5 separate regions of the Mus musculus genome follow, and all the other regions are linked to region 1. Evidence: chromatin contacts called from ENCODE Hi-C or POLR2A ChIA-PET data. All regions are on one chromosome and are shown on one strand. The core of a region is the stretch at or near the end of the contact, and the rest is flanking DNA. Distances in the headings are between cores, read along the strand shown.

The links. A loop is a pair of places that touch in the nucleus more often than their neighbours do. ChIA-PET counts read pairs that join two places held with the same protein, here RNA polymerase II (POLR2A).
Region 2: a map of heart shows a loop between it and region 1 (2.2-fold over the local background). The contact joins the enhancer-like site here to the promoter of Zfp868 in region 1. A Hi-C loop is called at or near these places in 1 of 37 maps with a recorded cell type or tissue (heart). POLR2A ChIA-PET finds 5 or more read pairs at or near these places in 2 of 5 experiments (both embryonic stem cell).
Region 3: a loop to region 1 is called in a map of T-helper 2 cell, with 2.7 times the contacts of the local background. The contact joins the promoter of Pbx4 here to the promoter of Zfp868 in region 1. A Hi-C loop is called at or near these places in 1 of 37 maps with a recorded cell type or tissue (T-helper 2 cell). POLR2A ChIA-PET finds 5 or more read pairs at or near these places in 5 of 5 experiments (Patski and embryonic stem cell).
Region 4: a loop to region 1 is called in a map of heart, with 3 times the contacts of the local background. The contact joins the promoter of Atp13a1 here to the promoter of Zfp868 in region 1. A Hi-C loop is called at or near these places in 4 of 37 maps with a recorded cell type or tissue (Patski and heart). POLR2A ChIA-PET finds 5 or more read pairs at or near these places in 4 of 5 experiments (Patski and embryonic stem cell).
Region 5: POLR2A ChIA-PET joins it to region 1 with 20 read pairs in embryonic stem cell. The contact joins the promoter of Zfp866 here to the promoter of Zfp868 in region 1. POLR2A ChIA-PET finds 5 or more read pairs at or near these places in 4 of 5 experiments (Patski and embryonic stem cell).

The regions. Positions count from the first base shown.
Region 1 is chr8:69,624,003-69,626,914 of GRCm38, forward strand. It overlaps Zfp868 (zinc finger protein 868), which reads right to left and starts at 1,546. Exons shown (of 5, transcript NM_172754.2): 1 at 1,433-1,546.
Region 2 is chr8:69,398,025-69,400,936 of GRCm38, forward strand. No RefSeq gene overlaps it. Among named protein-coding and RNA genes, the nearest start is that of Gm10033, 3.9 kb to the left of the region's middle. Within about 2 kb of position 1,372, at least 1 of the 3 ENCODE cell types and tissues checked has a DNase peak (open chromatin) inside an H3K27ac peak, as active enhancers do; it is heart, where a contact is called at or near this core.
Region 3 is chr8:69,831,190-69,834,101 of GRCm38, forward strand. Pbx4 (pre B cell leukemia homeobox 4) reads left to right here and starts at 1,435. Exons shown (of 8, transcript NM_001024954.2): 1 at 1,435-1,662. The coding sequence starts at 1,520.
Region 4 is chr8:69,789,777-69,792,688 of GRCm38, forward strand. Atp13a1 (ATPase type 13A1) reads left to right here and starts at 1,387. Exons shown (of 26, transcript NM_133224.2): 1 at 1,387-1,865. The coding sequence starts at 1,479.
Region 5 is chr8:69,773,425-69,776,336 of GRCm38, forward strand. It overlaps Zfp866 (zinc finger protein 866), which reads right to left and starts at 1,487. Exons shown (of 4, transcript NM_177899.3): 1 at 1,366-1,487. The coding sequence starts at 1,368.

The sequences.
Region 1 (2,912 bases), core at 296-2,795:
GGTTTCAATAGGCCCCATGACTCACCTACTCACCTGCCTGGCCTTCCACCTAGTCCCTATCCAGACCTGGACCTGAGCCCACAGTTGCCTGCTCTCAGGGCCTTCTATCTAGAACTAAGCAGCATGGCTGACAAGCCTGAGTCCTCTCTGTGACTTCATCAAAGGCTCGCTCCCTGTGGCACAATTGTTTTGAGTTCCTTTTCATATCAGGACAAACTCTACCTACATTTCTCTCAGCCTACTTCTAAGTATTCATTTTATAAACTAAATATATGCAGAGATATACTGTGTGCTTTGACATGAGAATTAATATTAACAATTAAAACTAAAAGAAGGGCTGGAGAGATGGCTCAGTGGTTAAGAGCATTGACTGCTCCTCCAGAGGTCCTATGTTCAATTCCCAGCAACCACATGGTGGCTCACAACCATCTGTAATGGGATCAGATGCTCTCTTCCATTGCGTCTGAAGAGAGCGAAAGTGTACTCACATACATAAAATAAATAAATCTTAAAAAAAAAAGACTAGAATAAAACCCACATTAACCTTGTCCTAATTACAAATGTAAGTGAAATCACTTGGCAAATTGCTGCCATCAAAACCTTTTAAGTTTATTGTTATTCAAAAATATTTGATACTTTGGGGAGATACAAATGTGTCTATCTTATTTCTAGCATAGTATGCTCATGTTCTCAGTTTAAACTAGTAGTTCAACATACTTCCAATAAAAATGCTAAAATAAACAAGAAATAAAGGTTGTGTGGAAATGAAGAAAAGGACCAGAATGGTGAACACAATACAGAAGAATCGACTACAATGCTTCCTGACTAACAGTTCTCGGCGAACCTCGGTACGCAAAACAATGCACTATTTGAGGGAAGAAAAATTAACAAGCCCACAAATGCATAAGCAGAAATAAAAACAAAAATATAATCAAAGGATGTCTGACCGAAGAACAAAATAAATTCAAGGAGACAAGTCATCTTTCCCAGAGCTGGTTTTAAACATCTTTGCAAAGAAACTCACTGGACTTTACAAATGTCGTAAAATTAACCTAAAGAGGTTGCCACACTTACATGTGGAAAGCAAAGTTCAGAACTTCTCGAAGACAGCACAAAGAACCTAGACAGCCTTAGTCTAGCAAGCAGCCTTCAGCGCACCACCAAAAGCAGGACGTCCCCGCCAGCCCGGATCGTGACGTCATCCGCGTACTGGCTTCCGCCCATCCCCCGCCCCCCGCAGGGCGGGACCTCCCGCTCAGCGCTGACGCCAAGAGGATCAGGGCGGAAGTACCTACGGACCGCAGGCGGAGGCCCAGGTCGCAGCCCCGACGTCCCCGCGTTCACTGCCCCAACCCCAGGGAGGACCCACCACCCCGGCTCCCGCAGCCCAGCCGGCCGCTCCTCCCATCAGGGGACAGCGGCCCTCGCTCACCATTGCCAGGCTCCGAGCTCACCCGCGCTCCCCCACACAGCTCCAAGCACTGGCTCCCACAACGGCTTTCCTCAGTTTCGGTGAAGAACCTTTAGCTAACATGGCGGCCGAAAAGAACCCGCCCCCCCGCCTCCTAGAAGCTTCTGATTGGACAACCTGTCTGTAGCTCCTGATTGGTTAGAACTGCTCTAGGTGATCTGAGTGACAGGAGTAGCTCCTCTTGCAGTTCCTTAGGCTGTGAGTCTAGAGCCCATTGTTTAGTGTTGCGGTGGCCAGCAGGTGTCAACATAGGTTCATGGCTCTTGTGTACCTCTAGGTGTGCCCTACTGAATGATTCCAGGACCCTGACCAGTGAAAATAGTTAACGATGTCAGGCCAGTTTTGTGACTCTGACTTACCTAGGGACAAGTCCGCTGAAAGAACCAAACTAGTGTTTGGTGATGACAGTTCAGGGGGCACTGTACCATAGCTTCTTCAGAATATTTTTGTTGAGACTCTTCCTTTATTGTGTACAAGAGCCTCAAACTCGTAGTCCGCCTCAGTCAATGTGCCTAAAGCCATTTTTTTTCTTTTCTTTTTTATTGGATATTTATTTACATTTCATATGTTATCCCCTTTCCCGGTTTCCCTCCCTCCAAGAAACACCTTATTACATTCTTCCTCACCCTGTTTCTATGAGGGTGTTACTCCACCCAACCACACACCCACTCCCACCTCCCAGCCATCAATTCCCCTATACTGGGGCATCTATCGAGCCTTCATAGGACCAAGGACCTCTCCTTCCATTGATGCATGACAAGGCCATCCTCTACTTCAGTCCTTTCTCTAACTCCTCTATTGGGGAATCCCATGCTCAGTCCAATGATTGGCTGCCAACATCCATCTCTGTATTTGTAAGAATCTGGCAGGGCCTCTCAGGAGATAGCCATATCAGGCTCCTTTCAGCATGCACTTCTTGGCATCCACAGTAGTGTCTGGGTTTGGTAACTGTATTTGGGATGAATCCCCAGGTGGGACAGACTCTGAGTGCCCTTTCCTGTAGTCTCTGCTCTACACTTTATCTCCATATTTGCTCCTGTGAATATTTTGTTCTCCTTCTAAGAAGGACCGAAGCAACCATACTTTGTTCTTCCTTCTTACTGAGCTTCATGCAGTCTGTGACTTGTATCCTGGTTATTTGGAGCTTTGGAGCTAGTATTCACTTATCAGTGAGTGTATAAAATGTGTTTTCTTTTGCACCTGGGTTACCTCACTAAGGATGATATTTTCTAGTTCTATCCATTTGCCTAAGAATTTCATGAATTCGTTTTTAATAGCTGAGTACTACTCCATTGTGTAAATGTACCACATTTCCTGAATCCATTCCAGATTTGAAGGATCAAATCTTCAAATCAGGGATCAGGGTTGTTTCCAACTCCTACCTCTTATAAAAAAGACTGCTATGAACATAGTGGAGCATGTGTCCTTCTTACATGTTGGA
Region 2 (2,912 bases), core at 122-2,621, 230 kb before region 1:
TTAGTTTCACTGAGGTACAGACAAAAGAAGGCCAACTACTGCCTATCAAGTGGGATTTAAGAGAGCAGTCCCAAATTTATTTCTTGGGCTCCTTTTAAGGAGTAAAATCACAAATAGTTGCAAAACAGTTCTACAAAAGTGAGAAAAATGGGGCAGTAAAGAAATACAGAAAAATGGATTGTTTTCATTGTAGGTCAGGATGGTTTAAAAAACCAGTCAAGGCTCCAGGAAACAGACTTAAAATCAGCAACTTAGCTCTTACAATAAAGGGAAAGTTATTTTTAAAATACAAATACTACTGCCTTCAAAATGGAGTCAGGCAGATTCCTCACAAGTAATGGACACTGTGAAAGTAGATTATTTGTAGTCAGTTTGTTATTAGTTAATCATGATGCCTGATCTAAAAGATAGGTATACCAATGCCATAATTCTCACACATAGGAAGGACAAAAAGCACAAATATAGAAAACATCTAGGGAAAGTCACCTGTTAGCCAAGCATTTTAACATGTTATTAATCCAACCCAGGAGTTGGGAGGCAAAGGCAATCTGATATTCCTGAATTTAAGGACACTCTGGTCTATTGAGTAATGTTCATAATAAACTGAACTAAAACAGACACTGAGAGGCCAAACCTACTCAATCTTGAGACCAGCCTCTATCTTAAAGAAGGGGGGGGGGGAGGGGAAGCCTGAGAACTTGACCTGCAGCAGAACCCAAGCTACGTCCGTCCTCCCATTGTGTGGCCCAAGCTCCAGCTTGTAAATAAAGACCCTAATGCGATCCCATCAGAATCGGCTCCTTCGTGGTCTTTTGGAATTCACGAACGCTTTCTGGCACATTTTGTTGAGTTGGATGGGAACTCTAAGGTCACCAGGAGCCAACCTGCTGGGTCTTAATACCGGTAATGTTGTCTGAGTCTGAGTGTGTCTATCCATGTGTTTATGTAATCTCTGTCTATGTGCCTTCGTGATACCGCAATAATTCTGTCCTGAATAATTCTGTAATTCTGTTCTGAAGAGGCCTAAAAATCTGTATTTGGTGGCAAGAAATGAAAGCCAAGGCAGAATCCCACTGCAGCAGCTATATGTCATAGCTCAAGCTCCTGGAATAGGGAATGCTCAGGGTGTTATTTTCTAGGAAGGAAGGAACCGATGGACGTGAAACCTCCTACTAGTCGTGGAACCCTGCTGCGAGCTATTTTCACTGCTGGCTAGGTGCTCTGTGTGTGTGTCACTTTAAGGAACTGCGGTCCACTCTGCTTTCTGTTTCTTGTTATGGGGTAAATTTGACTTGGACGGACCGACCACGTTGAGATTAGAAGACCCACCCTCTTGATTTAACCCCCACCCCCACCCCCCTGGCCCGGTGCTTTACGGGTATCCCGCGGCTGTGGGCGTGGCCAGCTGAGTGCACCGGGCGGGAGTGGGGACCCATCCAAGCGGAACCTTCAGCCACCACGGCCCTCCAGGCAGGGGCCCACAGACAGCCCGGGGAACTGGGACTAGAGGTCGGACAGCGAGCGGGTGCGGCTCCACTGCGCGCTGCAGAGGTGCGGGGCCCAGTCACTCCGTGCTCGGCAAAACCGTGCTGTGGCTCCCGCACGCCCACCACCCACACTGAGGGGGCTCTGCGCCCCACGGGGGACCCTAACTCCCTTCTCAGCGCCGCCCTCTGAGCCCTCCCCGACGGCAGCAGGGTACAAGGAACCTGACCCGGCCCGGTGGTAGGCCTGGCGGCGCGCGGAGCACACAGGCATTCCTGGCTGGCCCTTTGAAAGGTCTAAGCCTGGGGCCTCCGGTATCCCTGAGATTTCCCTGAGTGGGAAGATGAGCTCCCAGAGAGCAGGGCTCCAAGTGTGGACTGGGCAGGAGGGGCCCCTAGTGGGCAGATGTCTCCCACACCGAAGCTTGGAACAGTCTCCTGGTCACTCATTTTGCTCAGTAAATGGCTACCCTTCCTGCTTCCTGTCTAAACAGATGTAGTCTCTGAGTTGTACAGAGAAGGTCTCCATTGACACCATCGTGCCACACTCAGCTCATTGAGAAGCAACAACCACTCCTTTCCGTGTTCCATAGGGCACTCAGTGCAGCCACCTACACCTACAAGACAACAGATGGGAGGCAACCCAGGAGAGCTTCAGACTAAATTCTTCCCTGCTCTGAACACCCCCACACCCTCTGCCCAAAGATTAAAATATAGATAAGATTGGACTTTGGAACCTGAATCTGTTGTCCTGCCCTTGCATGCAGCTGGGCTGATCCGTGATCAAAGAAACCAACCTCATCACTACTGGCTCTTTGCTACTATGACCTTTTTTACTGGAACTCCCCCCTTTTCAAACAGTCCTCGAGATTTAATTAGTCTCTTAGAGACAGTCCTTTTCAGCCACCAGCCCACTTGAGATGATTGCAAAGAGCTCTTGTAGGTTCTCTTCACCACAGAGGCCAGGAAACTGGTTCCTGGTCCTACAGAGGAACCGGCCCAGATTAAGACTTCAACACTGCTAAAGGTCAGAAGAGTCTCTAAGTCTTTTCTCCAGGCTCTGATTAGCAGGTCTCAAAGCAGCTGTAAGACAGCCACTAATTTGGCCAAAGATAAGCAAAAACAGCCGTAGCTCTAGCCTTTATTAACCAGGCAGCACCAGGTATTAGGAAACTCAAAAGGTTTCAAGGACTAAAAGAGTCTAAAAGATAACGGCAGAAAAAGTGTTTAATAAAGATAGACAGTACCCCGGAGCTCTTGACTCTAGCTGCATATGTATCAAAAGATGGCCTAGTCGGCCATCACTGGAAAGAGAGGCCCATTGGACATGCAAACTTTATATGCCCCAGTACAGGGGAACACCAGGGCCAAAAAGGGGGAGTGGGCGGGTAGGGGAGTGGGGGTGGGTGGGTATGGGGGACTTTTGGT
Region 3 (2,912 bases), core at 185-2,684, 210 kb after region 1:
TCTTGAGGTCAGAAGAATTCTTTTTTTTTTTTTTTTTTAGATTTATTTATTATTATATGTAAGTACACTGTAGCTGTCTTCAGACACACCAGAAGAGGGAGTCAGATCATGTTACAGATGGTTGTGAGCCACCATGTGGTTGCTGGGATTTGAACTCTGGACCTTCAGAAGAGCAGTCGGGTGCTCTTACCCACTGAGCCATCTCACCAGCCCAGAAGAATTCTGAGGAGTCATAGAGTGGAGGACCCTGAGGGCTGCTGGGAGAACCCCAGGGCGGGGGGTGGGAGGGACTGTGAAAAGGACCAGAAATTTTGCGGAGCCTGGGACTCAGGTGTGAGAGGCCTTGAGGAAGAGGCAGGACTGGGGAGTGGGAATTCTGAGGAGCTGTGGGGAGCTATGAGGAGGAAGACCCACAGTTCTGAGGAAGTAGCCAGGGCAGTGAGGAGAGGGGAAGGCACTCTCAGTTACCAGTGAATTTGATATCAGTTTGAACTATATGAGGCACTGACTCAAGACGCTGAAAATTTAGGGTACAGATATAGTTAGGTTGGTAGGGTTTTGTCTGGTATGCTTGCTGCCCTGAATTCCATCCTCTTCACCACACAAACAGGGCCCTGTGGCACACAGCACTCATCCCAGCACTTAGGAGTTAGAGGTAGAAGAAAGTTCGAGATCATGCTCCAATCATAGCAAACTCGGGCAACCTTCATTACATAACAAACTTGAGGACAGCATGGGCAATAAGAGACTCTGTCTCAAGTTATTTTTGAAACAAGGTCTCTCTGTATAGCCCTGGCTGTCTGGAAACTATGTAGCCTAGGCTAGCCTAGAGCTCACAGAGATCCATCTCCCTGGTGTTGGGATTAAAGGCATGTGTCGCCTTGCCCACCCACAAATTTTTGAAATTTTTGAAAAATATGAAGATGGGGAGCAAACAGTGAGGATGCAAGCCTCTGAGGAAGTAAACTCAGATGTGAATGACTGTAAAGAACCCGGGCCCTGTGAAGAAGTGATAACCTAAACAGATCCAGGACTAAAGAGAAGGCAGAGGCACTGGAGTAAGCAAGGGACGAGGGCCTATGATGGGGAAGGTAGCCATAAAGTGCACCAGACTTAAGCAAATGCAGGCGGTAGTCGTTACCATGGCAACCCCAACCATGGGGTTCCTTTCTTACTGGCAGTTGAGAAAGGAAGTTTCTAGCTAGTCGCTGAGGAGGGGGAACAGTGCATGGTGCTGATTGGTGACGGCGCCCACAGGGGGCGTGTCCTGAGGGGTGGGAGGATCAGAAGAGAATTCCTGTTTCCTAGACAACCCTCAACCCTCAGCAGCCGTTGAGAAGCTGTTTGGGGCGCATCGCGAAGGAGAGGGTGATGCACGGCGAAGATAGATGAAAAGGGCGTTTTATTGGCTAGTGGACTTGAAGGAGGCGTGGTCCCTGGGTCTGCGGCGGTTGGCTGCTGCGCAAGCGCGAGAGCCCGGCGGGACCTGTCCCTCTGCGCTCGCTCGGGACTGTAGCCCATGGCCGCCCCTCTGCGTCCCGTGCCGCCACAGCCCGCCCCGCGCCGCCTGCCGACCACAGCTCCACTAGGCCATGACACGAGCGACGTCCTGCAGCAGATCATGGCCATCACCGACCAGAGCCTGGACGAGGCTCAGGCCAGGTGCGGCTCCCGGGCAGGAAGGGAAGGGGCGGAGGCGGGATGAGGATGGGACAGGTGCAGCTGAGCTTGGAGTGATGGACAGGCGGAGTGATCTTGGGCCAGAGGGAATGAAGGATACAAGAATTTGTCCTGGACTAAAGGGTGACTTCGTGAGGAAAGAGGGTATCAGAGTTATGGAGGTAAAAGCCCGGCCCTGGGAACAGGAGACATTGGAAGGGTTAAGTGATCTATTATTGGCGGACGCGTAGGGTTGGGGTAGGGCAAAGACCGCAAGTTTGCAAGTCACACAGTGGAAGAGAAGCTACTGAAGAGCCTGTACTAGAATGATCTGATACAGGATCCGTTGAGAACTTTCAGGAACGGATATGGGGAGCTGGGTGGACATAGAGGGCACCCGTCTTTTTATAGTTTTTATTTTCTCTTTGTGTGTATGTGTGTGTGCTCCCGACATGTGAGTAGAGATCTCCAGTTCTTTGGGAGTGTAGCGAGTACACTAAACCACTAAGCTCTCTCTCCAGTGTACCCACCCCCAACCTGGCAGGAGCTTTTATCACCAGGCTTGCTTCAAACTCATCATTTTTTTTAAAGAGTCAGTTATTTTATGTATATGAGTACACTGTAGCTGTCTTCAGACACACCAGAAGAGGGCATCAGATCCCATTACAGATGACTGTGAGCCACCAAGTGGTTGCTGGGAATTGAACTCAGGATCTCTGGAAGAGCAGTCAGTGCTCTTAACCACTGAGCCCTCTCTCCATCCCTCAAACTTATTAAAAGATAACCTTGGAAGGATCTTTGAGTTCGAGGCCAGCCTAGTCTGCAAAGCGAGTTCCAGGACAGCCAGGGCTACACAGAGAAACCCTGGCTAGAACCATCCAGAGACTCAAACAAACAAACAAACAAACAAAAGATAACCTTGAACTCCTGATCATGCAGTCTTTACCTTCAGAGTGCTGGGGTGAGAGTCATCCGCCACCCACTAACCACATCCCAAGGATTCCTTTTCTTTATATTTATTTGTCTGTTTGTTTGGGAGAGGACCTCATGTTTCCCAGGCTAGCCTGAAACTCTCCATACAACACATACAGTCCAGGATGATCTCCTGCCTCAGCCTCCCTGAGTGCATGTACCAGCACACCCAGCTCGTGTGATGCTCAGGCTGAACACAGGGCTTTGTGCATGCTAGGCCAGCACTCAGGGACCCATTTTAAAGCATTTCTTTCATATATGTGTGTGATGATGTGGCTTTG
Region 4 (2,912 bases), core at 137-2,636, 170 kb after region 1:
ACCCCCAAATGGTGATCACTCCAAACTGCAAACCTAGAGTTCTCCGCCGTACTTGCAATGAACTTGCCTGCCTAATAACCTCGGGGAGAAGTGAGCCTGCTGCACCTGCTAAGGTTTCAGGAATTTCTTCAGCCTCTGAATTATTTCCTGAGTCTTAACGGACCTCTCTGTAGAGAGCAGGCTCAGAGGGCAAGAGCATTTGCTGCCAAGCCCAAGGACTGGAGACTAATCCCCTGGGGTGGGATAGAGTGAAGAGAAGCGAGGAGACAAGGCCTGCCTTTAGAACTTCCTTAGTCCTCTTATCAAACTTTCCTCCAGTCATTTCAACTGAGAGAAAATCACTATGCAACAGCAGGCTGCAGTCAGGGGGCTGTGTGAGTTTTTCTATTTGTTTGTTTTTACAAAGAATGAAACCCAGGATTTCAAGAATGCTGGGCAAGCACTCTAACACTGAACTAGCCAACACTTTTATTTTTTTTTTTAAGTCTGGAAAAAGTCTCCTTAAGTTCTCAGATGACCTTGAAGTTGTCATCTTCCTACTTCAGCTTTGCTTATACATGAGATGCCCTGCACTACCAAGCAAAATAACATTGAAAAAGAATAAAAATGATCTATATTGGATCTGGGTAGGGTGGCCAGCACTCGCGAGTCAAAGGCAGCGGCCACTATCAGCACTGGCTGCTCTTCCAGAGGATCTGTATTTAATTCCCAGAACTCACACTCACAACTAACTGTAACTCCAAATCCAGGATTCAGACACATTCTTTTTTTTTTTTTTTTACCCGCTCCCACCTCAGACGAATTCTTAGGGCCCCGTAGGAACTGCACAGCGCGCGCGCGCACACACACACACACACACACACAGAGACAGATACATACTTATATATTTTTAAATCTTCAAAACCTTCTTATGGCTGTGTTTAAATAACAGTACTTGTACAGAATAGTTGCATAAAGCATCATAGTATATTTCATAAGTACCTAATTTTCCATTTATGTTAATGTGACCTTGTGTACTTATTACCGTATGGCTTGCATGGAAAAGGCACCCTCAACCCTACCTTGCGAAAGCTCCGCCTCCTCCCAAACCCGCCCTCAAAAGGTCCCAAGTCCTAAAGTTTGTATCTTAGGGTAAGCTTTTCTCCTCCCCAAACGGAGGCTCTTTCCTAGATAGATGCCGGAAAAGTTGCTGAGAAGGGACGGGCTCTTCCGTTTCAGGGTCTCTTGCTGATGTCAATCCCGCCCTGCCCGTCTACATCTTTTGCGTTCTTAGTTCGCCACGGCCGACCTTAGCAAGCTGATTTGGACCTTTGGTACCTTCTTTGTCATGGCGGCGCCCTGAACAGACACTTGTGTTAACCCACCTAACGGTTTACCTAGGCGCTTCCTATTCCAAGGTGGCGCTCAGACCTTACCGGAAGTAATAGACCGGAAGTGGGGCGGTGCCTCTGCCGGAAGCCAGCGCAGCGCTGGGAAAGATGGCGGTGGTGGGCAACGCGGTTCCTTGCGGAGCCCGGCCTGGCGGGGCCCGGGACAACGGGTCTCCTCAGCCTGGGTCGCGATTGCGGCCGGGCCTAGCTGCCGGGCCAGCACTCATAGCGAACGGCGACGAACTGGTGGCCGCCGTGTGGCCGTACCGGCGGCTGGCGCTTCTGCGGCGCCTCACCGTGCTGCCGTTTGCCGGGCTGCTGTACCCAGCCTGGCTGGGCGCCGCCGCCAGCGGTTGCTGGGGATGGGGCAGCAGCTGGACCCAGATACCCGAGGCCGCGCTGCTGGCGCTCGCCACCATCTGCCTCGCGCACGCACTCACTGTCCTGTCGGGGCATTGGTCTGTGCACGCGCACTGCGCGCTCACCTGCACCCCGGTAAGTGCGCGCGCGCGCCCGACCCCGACCCGGACCGGGACCCAGGCACAATGGGGCCTAGCGGGGGTACCGGGCTGCCGCGGGCTTGCGAGTCTCCAATCTTAACAGCTCGATTCTCCAGCGGCGCCCCCTGTCCTATGGCTCAGGCCTACTTCTGACCCCGCTGTGACTCGCCATGCAGTTGTGGCTGGTTATTTTGATTCACAAGAAACACCTGGAACACACTTAGAGCAGGATCCATATGCTACTGTTAGTGTGAATTGTTCTCTTAGCTCCCATATGGTGTATTGTTCTTGGAACGGTTCCGCCTTGCTTCTCCGTCATCTCCTACCTTGGTTTTGGTTTTCTTTTCTTACTCTTTTTTTTTTTTTCCTGTAAGATAGGATCTCACTATGCAGCCTTGGGTCGTCTAGGACTCACTGAGAACCGCCTAGCTCTGCCTCCAGAGTTCTCGGGTTAAAAGCCTGTGTCACTATTTCTGGCTTCTACTCTTGTGTTGGTCTTTCTTTCTTTTTTTTTTTTTTAAGTGTTAGATTAGACCTGTGGGGTAATACCCCCAAATGTATGAAGCCAAGTCCTATGGCCCAGTGTTCAGCTTCTGTCTGTCCCTTGCTAGACCCAAAAGAGAGTGTAATTCATTCTGGTGCTGAAGATGGCCAGGAACTACTTGTAAGTGACTTAAAATAGCGTAGAGTCTCAAGTTATCGGTAAGGTATGGTTAAGATGAGGGCTTGTCAGAATGGTGCAGTGATTCTAAATTCAGAACTCTAAACATAGTGTCACTACAGGAAGCACTGACTTTAAGGTACTCTAGGTTGAGGGTAATACCCAGTGAGCACACTACAGATCACCAGATTTGAAGCCTGGCACACCAATATCTGTTCTGGGTAGGTCTTTAGAAAAGGGAGGCAGTGTCAGTGACTGAAGGAAATCCTGAGTACCCTCATATACACCCTCAATGGCTATGTGTGCGCATTGAATTCTTAGTACCAAGAGAAGGCATCCTGTTTCCTTCATTAATATTTATCCCTGAAGAGGGGCCCAAAT
Region 5 (2,912 bases), core at 237-2,736, 150 kb after region 1:
GCTGGAAATCAAACTGGAGTCTTTACAAGAGCAATACCCTCTTAAGCACTGAACCATCATTACAGACCATCCACCTCATCTTTTTGACAGGGTCTCATGATGTAACCCTGGCTAACCTGGAACTCTGCAGCTATGTAAACCAGGCTAGCCTCAATCTGCCAACCTCTTCCTCCCAAGTGCTGGGTTAAAAGTAGACTGACCAACCAACCCAGCAAGAACTATAATTTTTAACAACAAAAAACAAAACAAAACAAAACCATGCAGGGCAGTGGGAGACAATGCCTTGAATCTTGGCACATGGAAGGCAGAGAGAAGCAGGTGTATGGCTATGATTTCAAGGCCAGCCTCTACAGAGTGAGTTTTAGGCCAAAGCAGACCTAACAAAAAACAAAATAAGCAAAAAAGACAACAACAAAACCCCAACCAAACAAAAAGCAAACACAAAATAGTGATACCCCATAAATATGGCGATAGGAAGCTTCAGAACTGAACGTCATGTTTCCTCAATCTGCACTAAGATTTAAATAATCACAATATAAATCCTAACAACTTATGAAAAATTAAGAAACTGATTCTCAAGTTTATGTGGAGAGTGGAAAAAAACGAAAATGGTCCACACAATTCCAAAGAAACAGCACACAGACTTAAAGTGTATATATATAGTTATAGATATTATATATACACATGTTATATACACACACATATATATATGGGGTGTGTGTGTGTGTGTACCTTTTTTTGACAAAGTAGCAAAGGAAACTCAACAAAGGGCAGAATAGCAAAAGGTTATTAGCAGAACCGATGTCTATAGACAAGAAATTAAATAGAGTTTCACAATGTTGGGGCTGGAGAGATGGTTTAATGGTTGGGAAAACCGGCTGCTCTTCCAGAGGACCTGAGTTCAATTCCTAGTACCAACATGGCAGCTCAACAACAGTTCCAGAGGATCTGACATCCTCACAAAGACATACATACATTTTGGCAAAATACCAATGCACAAAAAATAATAATTTTTTTAAAGTTTAAAATTCACAGTATTAACTCAAGTTGATTGCTTTGACCTAAATGTTACATGAAAATTCAGAACTTCTAGAAAGTAGCAGAAACTAGATGACCTATTGTTTTACAACCTTCTGATGAGATACCCAAAGCAGGACTGTATAAAACGCCTGCCCCAGACAGAGCACCGACTCTTTCCTGCGCGAGGCGGAGCCTCCGCAGGGAGGCTCCGCGCTCTGCGCAGGCGCGGACCACGGCGAAGAGGACACAGGGCCCAGCGCCACACAGCACTGAATGCCGCTGCCGCCCCGCCCCAGCCTCGGGGAGGATCCACCACAGCGGGCAGGGACAGCGGCCCTTGCTCACCATGGCGCGGCTTCCGAACTCGCCCGCGCTCTCCTCACTGGTCCCGGCAGCAGCGCTCACAGCACAACACACCGCACCTCCCTGTGCCGCAGAGCCGAGCCACAATATGGCGGCCGTGAAGAACCCGCCTCTTGCCGCTCTCCAGTAGTCCTGATTAGACGGCACGGTTCTAGAACCTGATTGGCTACCAAAGCCTGAGTGACACTAGCTTCCAAAGCCGAAGTGTGGGATTCAAATGACAGCCATAGCCCCGCCCTCCTTGCTTCTAAGCAGAACTAGCTTCTCCCTGGTAAAGCAGTACTCCATCACCAAGTCGTCACTGTGCACACCGAGTGCTCATTGCAGCAATCCTGCTGCCTCACAATTAGAAAGGTGCTCAGGTCAGTTTTAATTAGAAGGTCAAATTATAACTGGACATGATGTTCTCCAGGCATCAGGAATTTGAGTAAGGAACATCTATGGTTTATACATCTGTCCCAGGTTGCACATTAACACAAGTATTCATTTCCTCTATTTTCATAGCATGTGTGTTCTTCCAGTTAAGATCTCTATCCAGCCGGGCAGTGCAGGCAGTGGTGGCACACACCTTTAATTCCAGCACTTGGGAGGCAGAGGCAGGCAGATTCCTGAGTTCGAGGCCAGAGTGGTCTACAGAGTGAGGACAGCCAAGGCTACACCAGAAACCCTGTCTTGAAAAAACCAAAACAAACAAACAAACAAAAACCAAAAACCTCTCTATCCTTCCATCTCACCCCCGTTTCTCCTCTCCAGGCCTCTACAGACATTCTAATTTAAACAAAAGCAAAAAGAAAAAGAAAAAGAAAATTGAAGACGTGGGTCAAGGAAATGACTTAGTAGGTTAAGCATGAACATAGTAGAAGAAGACCAACTCAGGAAAGTTGTCCTCTGGCCTCCACAAGTGTGTTCTTCACACACACATAAATATACACAGACACACACACACGTACATAGCCACTAAATCATCAGAACATTTTATTATTTAATTTTTGGTTTTTTGAGTTAGAGTTTCTCTGTGTAGCCCTAGCTATCCTGGTGTTTTTGTTTTTGTTTTTTGTTTTTTTGTTTTTTTCCAAGACAGGGTTTCTCTGTATAGCCCTGGCTATCCTAGAACTCACTCTGTAGACCAGGCTAATCTCAAACACAGAGGTCTACCTGCCTATGCTTCACGGGTGCTGGGAAAAAGGCGTTCACCCATTTTTACTAAAGAAGAAGTGGGGGAGTACTGGCAGTAGAAACAATAAGAAGGAAAAACCCAGCAAAGCTAATGGAGTCAATGAACAGATCAGTGAGTGGTGTTCAGTCGTGTAATGATTAGTCTTGATTGTCAAAGTGATAGGAGCAACCCTCCAGCATGTATGTAAGGGTGTTTCTAAATAGGGTAGTTGAGATAGGAAGGCTCTTCCTAAAAGTGGGCAGTATCATTACCTAGACCACAATCAAGGACCGACTGAAAAGAGGGAAGGAGGTGAGGGGATGGGAGCACTCTCTGTACCTTCTGCTCTTGTAGAGAACTTGTTTGGTTTACA